Regions from separate parts of the Homo sapiens genome. Here region 2 is linked to region 1. The links are chromatin loops, found by intact Hi-C in ENCODE. Cell type or tissue: heart right ventricle. All regions are shown on one strand. Links, peaks and the distances in the headings refer to the core of each region. The heading gives the core; the rest is flanking DNA. Region 1 has its middle 9.0 kb from the start of MIR6819. Region 2 overlaps APOL3 (apolipoprotein L3).

Region 1 (4,390 bases), core at 113-4,112:
TGCCTCAGCCTTCTGAGTAGCTGAGACTACAGGCGTGCACTACCACACCTGGCTAATTTTTGTATTTTTAGTTGAGATGGGGTTTTGCCATGTTGGCCAGGGTGGTCTCGAACTCCTGACCTCAGGAGATCCACCTGCCTCGGCTTCCCAAAATGCTGGGATTACAGGCATGAGCCACCACACCTGGCCGTTTCACCCCATTTGAACCTTAGTTTTCTCCTCTGGGAAGCCAAATTAATAAATGTTTTTATCACAGGGCCGTCGTTGAAGCATGTATGACTATGTGTGTGAAAATGTTCTGCAAACCAAAAAGGGCTCAGGTGCTATAATTTTTTTTCTGCAAAGGTTGGGCTTTGAAAGGACTTTAATTAAAGATTTTAACTGTAAGATATTCATAACCTAAAATTGCCTTTTTAACCATTTTTAGGTGAACAGTTTCGTGGAATTACATTCACATTGTTGCACAACCACCATCATCCACAGAACTCTTCTCTTGCAAAACTGACACTTTGTACCCAGTAAACATGAACTGCTCATTCTCCCTCCCCCAGCCCTTGACAACCAACACTCTGCTCCTTATCTTTATAAATTTGACCACCGTAAGAACCTCACATGAACGGAATCATACAGCATGTGTCCTTTTGTGACGGGCTTATTTCACTTAGCAGAATGTCCTTAAGGTTCATCCTTGTTACAGCATGGGTCAGAATTTCCTTCCTCTTTTAAGGCGGAATAATATTCCCTGTGGGTACACGTACCATTTTGCTTATCCGTTCATCTGTCAATGGACACCTGGGTTGCCTCCACCATTTGGCTATGGTGAACGATGCTGCTATGAGCATGACTGTACAAATATCTGGTCAGGTCCCTGTTTTCATGCTGTTGGGTATATTCCCAGAAGTGGAATTGAGGGATCCTATGGTAATTCTATGTTTAAGTTTTCAAAGAACCGTCATATAGTTTTCCACAGCAGCTAAGTGCTATTATTTTATTTATTTATTTATTTAGAGACAGAGTCTCGCTCTGTCACCCAGGCTGGAGTGCAGTGGTGCGCTCTCAGCTCACTGCAACCTCTGCCGCCCGGGTTGAAATGATTCTCCTGCCTCAGCCTCCCAAGTAGCTGGGACTACAGGTGCCTGCCACCACACCCGGCTAATTTCTGTATTTTTAGTAGAGACAGGGTTTCACCATGTTGGCCAGGCTGGTCTCGAACTCCTGACCTCAGGTCCTCAGGTGATCCTCCCACCTCGGCCTCCCAAAGAGCTGGGATTACAGGCGTGAGCCACCACGCCCAGCTAAGTTGCTATCATTTTTAAGGTCATGCTTTGGCACCGCAATGACTCCAGACAAGAGTCTCCTTTGTCTCTTGGCTGCTGGAGGGAAGGGGATAGAGGTTGGCGCATGTCCCTTGGTGCATGTTCCAGAGATCCTGTTGCTGTGGGTGCTCACAGCACCCTCCCTACCCTCCACTCCTCATTTCTCCTGTTTGGGATCCACTGAGCTAGATGCTTCTCCCTCTCCCTGGGCTAAAGCTTATTTGCAGCACCCTCAGTACCTACTAGCAGAGAGGCATTCAAGCTGAAATCCTGCATCTATATCAATTACTCGATTACCTATTTCAAATCTGAATCCAAAAACTACTCTGTTAACTCTGTGTATGAGTCCAGTTCTCTTAAATGTTATATGTGCATCAAAATGAAACACACATTTGTCTAGACTTCAGCAGGAAAATATGAGCTTGATTGTGTTTGTCATTTTTATACCTACTTCTGAACCTTCCTGAAGCTGACACCTGTTACTCAGGGCCCAATTTTTCCATATGAGGAAAGACAAAAAGGATTGTCCATGAGACACTGCTAGTGGCCGGGCTGTGAGTGGCCGGGACCAGTGGCTGCTCCCTCAGCCTCCTATGGGGTCCCCAGGGGCTGTGGGCATGAAACACAATTCCCTTCCCCTGCACTTTGCAGTCCTAGGCTTGTTTGTCTCCGCTAGCCACTGATGCCTTCAGAAGCCCCCATTGTCAAATGCCCAGCTTGAAGCTCGCCACCTCCTTCCAGGGTGCCTTGAAAAAGAGCAGAACAGGGCGCTGGGGTCCCTGTCATGGTGCACACAGACAATGACATCGGGCATGACCTGGCCAAGCACACCTCTCCATTGGCGGGGCAGGGCGGGGTGGGGGTGGTGGCTGTGAGGAGGGCTGTCCACACTTCCAGCTTCCACTAGGTGGTGCTGGCGATGTCACCGCACATCTTCCAAAGCAATTTCAGGGTTCATTTCCCCCTTCGAGTTGGGTTTGCCTTCTCAGTGGCCGAAATTGCATATGGACCCAAGATTTTGGCCCAAGCCCCCTCCTCTGGAGCTGCAGACATCCTGGGTGAATTTTCCTGCGGTGTTGATGGTGAAACTGAGCCCTATTCTTAGTCACTAGATCCTCGGAATCTCCAAATGGATGGTCTCTGCTCACGTCCCACGTCCCTGAAGTTAAGAGACACCTGATTCTCACCTGGATTTGAGTCTGCAGTCCCCATTCTGGTTGCTCCACTATGAGATTACGTTCAGGGAGTCTGTCGTCAACCTAAAATAACAACAGAAAGGGAGTCTCTGAAGATAACAAGTTTATTCTGGAATGAGCAGAAGGATTTGTAAATCTGGGAATACATGATGTGCCAGGACACCCCATGGTGGGACCACAGGCCGACTCAGGGAGACAAAGGAAAGCAGAGGTGGTGTTTTTTTTTTTTTTTTTTTTTTTTTTGCCCCAAGACGGAGTCTCGCTTTGTAGCCAGGCTGGAGTGCAGTGGCGCGATCTCGGCTCACTGCAACTTCCGCCTCCCGGGTTCCAGCAATTCTCCTGCCTCAGCCTCCCAAGTAGCTGGAAATACAGGCATGTGCCACCATGCCCGGCTAATTTTGTACTTTTAGTAGAGATGGGGTTTCTCCATGTTGGGCAGGCTGGTCTCGAACTCCTGACCTCAGGTGATCCATCCGCCTTAGCCTCCCAAAGTGCTGGGATTACAGGCGTGAGCCACCACGCCCGGCTGAAAGCAGAGGTTTTTAAAGCCAAAATGGGGAGAATTATGTAAGTTATTTTAAATAATGATCCCTAGGTACAAGAATTAATAACAAGGGTCACCTTAGCTCAAGGTTAAACAGACAGTTGTTGGGCAGATGTCCTCATAGAGGTGGCCTTTGTGCAGGGCTGTGATTCATTCTGCATGGTTGTGGTTTGGTGGGATCTCTTACAATAGTTCCTGTTATCCAGGAAACTGTGTGTGAGGCCCCCACTTCTTTTCTTTTTTTTTCTTTGAGACAAAGTCTCACTCTGTCTCCAGGCTGGGGTGCAGTGGTGTAATCATGGCTCACGGCAACCTCTGCCTCCCGGGTTCAAGCAATTCTCCTGCCTCAGCCTCCCGAGTAGCTGGGACTACAGGCACCCACCACGATGCCCAGCTAATTTTTGTATTTTTAGTAGAGACGGGGTTTCACCATATTGGCCAGGCCGGTCTCGAACTCCTGACCTTGTGCTCTATCCGCCTTGGCCTCCCAAAGTGCTGGGATTACAGGTGCTGGGATTACAGGCCTCCCAGAGGTGGGATCCATATCATTTAAAGGGACTACATGCTTCCCTTCCCAGCACTTCCATATCAGAGGCAGGCTTATTTCTCACTGGCACATGTTCACATTGCTCCATAACCTTCAAGGAAGGTGACACCAGAACCTAACTTGCTATTGAGGTTAGCAGTTACTAACTACTATAAACTGAATTCTGTCCTCTTAAATTAAAAAAATAAAGTAATAAGTGAGTGCAGCAGATGGTTAAGACCAATCAATTAGTACAGAGGGCTCTACTTACCCCTTCCCAATCAATCAATCAATTAGTACAGACGGCTCCACTTACCCAAATTAAGAGCAATTAGTCCCAATTTTAGCTTTTTCTTTTTTCTTTTTTTTTTTTTTTTTGAGACGGAGTCTCCCTCTGTCACCCAGGCTGGAGTGCAGTGGCGCGATCTTGGCTCACTGCAACCTCCACCTCCCTGGCTTAAGCGATTCTCCTGCCTCAGCCTCCCGAGTAACTGGGATTACAGGCACATGCCACTGTGCCCAGCTAATTTTTGTACTTTTAGTAGAGACGGGGTTTCACCATGTTGCCCAGGCTGGTCTTGAACTCCTGACCTCAGGTGATCCACCCACCTCAGCCTCCCAAAGTGCTGGGATTACAGGTGTGAGCCACCACGCCCGGCCCTAGCTTTTTCTTTAGGGAGTAAATAAATATATTTAAATAATTTTCTTATGCTGGGACATGAAATAGTGAGAGTGCATGCTCTGGAGATAGGAAGCCTGAGTTTGAATTCCGGGTGTCACTAGTTAGGTGCTGTCACTAGCTTAACTT
Region 2 (4,390 bases), core at 77-4,076, 130 kb after region 1:
ACTACAGTGGAGAATGCAGGAACCACAGGCATTTTCAAAATATATGGAGTCTTCAAAGTAATGGCAAGGGAACGCTGGCCTTGAGTCAAATCCTGAGCTTCCTGCTTGCTGGGTTGGGTGGTGTCTTTCGCTGTCTGGGTCTCAATTTCTCCTTCTGTGAAATGAGAATGAGGCCTCGCAAGTGTGTCCACGGCAGGAAACGATTTTACCTCATGTCCCAGTGCATACATAAATCCATACTGCTTCCCAGTCCCTTCTCTGCAGTTCCATAATTCCCAAATCCCTGCAAACCACACATTTTTGGGGCAACTCATCTGGGCAGTAATCCTGCTGTGTACTAAGATGCTTTGTACTGATAATATTATGTATCCCATTTAAGGTGAATATTCATTGGTTTCTCTGTTGAAACATTTGTACCTTTGATTACAAGGTTGAAACATTTGTAGCGTTGACCAGTGTGGGAGTGGTCAGTGATACAGCATATGCACCCTGTGTCATATTGACACAGATTGAAAATGCTGCCATCCTAAACACATCTATATCCCAGGAATTTACATAAGGGTATATATATATACACCCTTATGTATATATATATTATATATATTTCAAATATCTTACAAAAGAATACTCACTCTTGCTGTGTTCAATACACTCTGATATTTTCAATGCTCTTTTCTTTTTAAAATGCTGCTCTTGACAAAATGAACTATTTTCATAACCCACTGATGGGTCGAAACTCAGATTTTGAAGACACTGGTGTAAAGCGTTTGACAATAGGCACATGGCAGAAGGAAGCGATCACTGGAATATTTCCCGTACATGGGGAGAAAGCATGGTGGAAAGCTCACTTTCTGGTGATTCTCAGCTGAAATAGATCGGTTCCTCCACAAAGCACCATGGCACTTCCCTGGTGAATCACTCTTCTCAGGATGCCTTAGTAAAACGCCACAGGCTGGGTGGCTCCAACAACTGATGTATTTTCTCACAGTTCTGGAGGCAAAAATTCCAAGGTGAAGGTGCCAGCAGGGTTGATGTCTGGGGAGGGCTCTGCTCCTGGCTTACAGAGGCTGCCTCAGGGCTGTGTCCTCACATGGCCTTCCCAGTGTGGGGGGTGTATGTGTGTGTGTGTGTGTGTGTGTGAGTGTGTGAGAGAGAGAGAGAGAGAGAGAAAGAGAGACAGGGAGAGAGGGCTGGAAGGCAAGAGAGACAGCGAGGGCGGGGTGGGGTGAGGAGAGAGAGAGAGATCTTCTGCCTCTTTTTTTTCTTTTAACTAGACACCAGTCCTGTAGGATTAGGGCCCTACCCTTACGACTCTCTTTAAATTAATGACTTCCTTAAAGGCTCAATCTCCAAATATAGTTACTGGGGTTTAGGGTCTCAGTATATGAATTTGGAGGGCACACAACTCAGTCTATAGCACTGATGCCTCCATCAAAAATACCCCATGTGACAGCTGGTTGAGGAGGATTAACCTCGAACCACCTTATTCTCAATGCCATTTAGGCTGTAGCACACTTTCTTCCAATCTTATGCTTTTTGTTTCCAAGTAGAAAAGAAACGCTTTACTGAAGAGGCCACCAAATACTTCCGGGAGAGAGTCAGCCCAGTGCATCTGCAAATCCTGCTGACTAACAATGAAGCCTGGAAGAGATTCGTGACTGCGGCTGAATTGCCCAGGTAACCTCCGTGGGGTTACCTCCATGGGGCGCCCCGGCTATGCCATCCTGATCTCCCCTGGGCTAGTTTTCTCTGGCAGGCACACCTCCTCCAGGCAGCCCCCTCTGCTGAACTTGAGAATGTCCCTCTCAGCAGTCCAGGAGGAATATTTCCTCCAAGTCCTTCGCTGGCAGTGAGTGACCTCAGGCTGAGGGGAGAGGAAGCCCACAAGGGCAGGGTCAGTTCTGCCATCTACTGGTGATGGGAGCTTTGCAAGCTACTTGACTACTTTCTGCCTTCCTTTCTTCATCCATTGAGCTTTATTGTGAGAAAAATAAGCTAATGCATGTAAAGTATTTAGCATAATGACTGACACATGGTAGGTGCTCCGTTAATGTTACCTTTTAAAAAGATTGCTGGGGAGAGACCAGGACCAAAAGTGTTTTTCTTTTTTTTTCTTTTTTTTTCTTTTTTTTTTTTTTTTGAGACAGAGTCTTGCTTGTCCCCCAGGCTGGAGTGCAGTGGCATGATCTCGGCCCACCGCAACCTCCGCCTCCCGGTTTCACGCCATTCTCCTGCCCCAGCCTCCCAAGTAGCTGGGACTACAGGCTCCGGCCACCGCATCCGGCTATTTTTTTTTGTATTTTTAGTACAGACGGGGTTTCATCGTGTTAGCCAGGATGGTCTTGATCTCCTGACCTCGTGATCCTCCCGCCTCGGCCTCCCAAGGTGCTGGGATTACAGGCATGAGCCGCTGCGCCCGACCAAGTGTTTTTCTTAGAGTTGGATGCCCAGCAGGACTTTCTTTGAAAAAAGCCAGAAAAATCTTGACCTGATCAATGTGTGTTCCTGGAGATGCTGTCCGGGGCCCTTTTCTTCCACCTCTGAGGAACTGCACAAACACAGCAGGATCCTCCTGCTGACACAGAACACAGAGAGGCTGGAATGGAGTTGGACAGAGCTGGGGGTGGATCTTGGCTCTGTCCCTGCACAGCTCTGGGGCTGTTGTTTTATGTCTTGGAGACTGGGACCTGCCATCTCTCCAATGCTAATAGTAGTTCAATCAGATGGGCGTGTGGTTAAAGCCTGAGAATGAACAGCAGGTCAGAGGTGGGGAACCAAGTAGCATGATGCCATCCAAAGACCCAGAGAGACGTTTCAGGGGCAGAGCCAGGGGTCAGGATGGGGCAGGGGTGGGCCTGGGTTGGAGGAGCAGCAGGAAGGCTCGGGCACCAAGGCTGGGAGTAGGGTGAGAAGAGGGAGGCACTGAGGGCATGAAAGGTAACGTGGCCATGGACTTGCAGAGGACCAGTGAGTGGGAGAGGGATATTTCTTCCCTCCCTGATTTGATCCCATCACTGATGGGCATAGTGGGCCATGGGTGACTGTTTCCCTGACAGCATGCCTGGGAACTGGGGCATTCTGAACTGCCATTTGGGACCCTCTTCTGTTCTACATAGAGTAGAGGAAGTGTTTCTTCGGGCCAGCTTGGAGAGTTGGAACAAGTGTCTGCCAACTGGGTAATTTGAAGGGTTCTCAGGAGACTCACAAGTCCCCAACCAAAGAGAAAAACACTTTCTCTATCATCTTGTCCAAATGCAGGTCTTTTCAGCATTAGTGATTTATAGAGATGATTTTCAAAGTCTCATGAGTCCATAAGAGGTTCCATGAAATTGCACATGGCATTGGCATGCACACAGGTGAAGCTGTCACCTGCTAAGGCATTAGTTTGGCTGGTGACATGTGACAGTGAGACCCTGAAGCTTGGAGGTGCCAGGTCAGGAGGCCGTCAAGTGGCTTGAGAGTTCATGTGCAGCCAGGACTAATAGCCAGGCCTTTCACTTTTCAGTCAAAGGGGGCAGTGGCTGGACCCAGTGGCCTTCAGTCAGAAGATCAAAGGGCATGTGGCATTGGAAGAGAGAACATGCCAGGCAAGGTGATCTCTTCCAGTCTGAGGTTTTATTTGATAGCTTAAGGACTCAGAGTTAGTCAAAATGCAATGTCTGAAGGCACCCTTCCTTCTGACACCAGTTGCAGATTTGAAGGTGTTTCTTAAGCCCCCACTCAGGTTTGATAATTCACTACAAAGACTTACGTAACTCACTGATAACTGTTATTGCACGATTGTGGTTTATCACAGGGAAAGAACACAGATTAAAATCAGCCTAAGGAAGAGACACACAGGGCAGAGTCTGGGAGGGTTTCAGGTGTGAAGCTTCGTTGTCCTCAGGACGCTGTGTTCTCCTGTGTGAATGTGGGACAAAACACATGGGGTGTTGCCAACCAGAGAAGCTCACCCAGTTAAGGAAAAATTCCTGTGAATCACATTAGATCAGGAAGCCTTTATTCAGGATTGTGTTACAGGGGAGGGAGACTGAGCCCAGCTCCCAATATAGTAAAGACAGAGGGGGAGTCACAGCCAACACCAGGGTGAGGAGTGGGAGATGGACCAGTTCTGACTGGAGACACCAGAATGGGGGGTTTCTGCTAAACTGGCCTAACAAGCTGCTCAACTAAAGGCAGGTAAGGAGCGGGTGAAGACCGTGATCAGACAGCAAGAATGCTCAGACAGCAAGTGGGGAGGACCCTCCCTAACTGCCTTGGGGGATTCTTGCTGAACTGGGGCAGTACAGGCCCAGCAAGCACGGGATGGGCATGGAAGGTCAGCGCCTAGAGGAGAAAAGGCTCAGAGCAGCCTGACTGGAGTTTGGCCAAGGAGAAAGTCTTTCTCAAC

The links. A loop is a pair of places that touch in the nucleus more often than their neighbours do. Peaks named below come from ENCODE experiments on the same cell type or tissue, not always from the same donor. Only the 100,000 strongest peaks of a DNase experiment are listed, where the experiment ranks them.
Region 2: a loop joins it to region 1, with 5 times the contacts of the local background. A loop is called at or near these places in 29 of 110 quality-filtered maps.

Annotation. Positions count from the first base shown.
Region 1 is chr22:36,275,667-36,280,056 of GRCh38, reverse strand. No RefSeq gene overlaps it. Among named protein-coding and RNA genes, the nearest start is that of MIR6819, 9.0 kb to the left of the region's middle. In heart right ventricle, for the core only: CTCF peaks have their summits at 2,032 and 2,237 (motif pointing right); a DNase peak (open chromatin) is centred at 2,237; H3K27ac peaks cover 1,005 bases.
Region 2 is chr22:36,142,760-36,147,149 of GRCh38, reverse strand. APOL3 (apolipoprotein L3) reads left to right here. Exons shown (of 4, transcript NM_145639.2): 3 at 1,551-1,677. Among named protein-coding and RNA genes, the nearest start is that of APOL3, 16 kb to the left of the region's middle. In heart right ventricle, for the core only: a CTCF peak has its summit at 1,908 (motif pointing left); a DNase peak (open chromatin) is centred at 1,819; H3K27ac peaks cover 1,801 bases.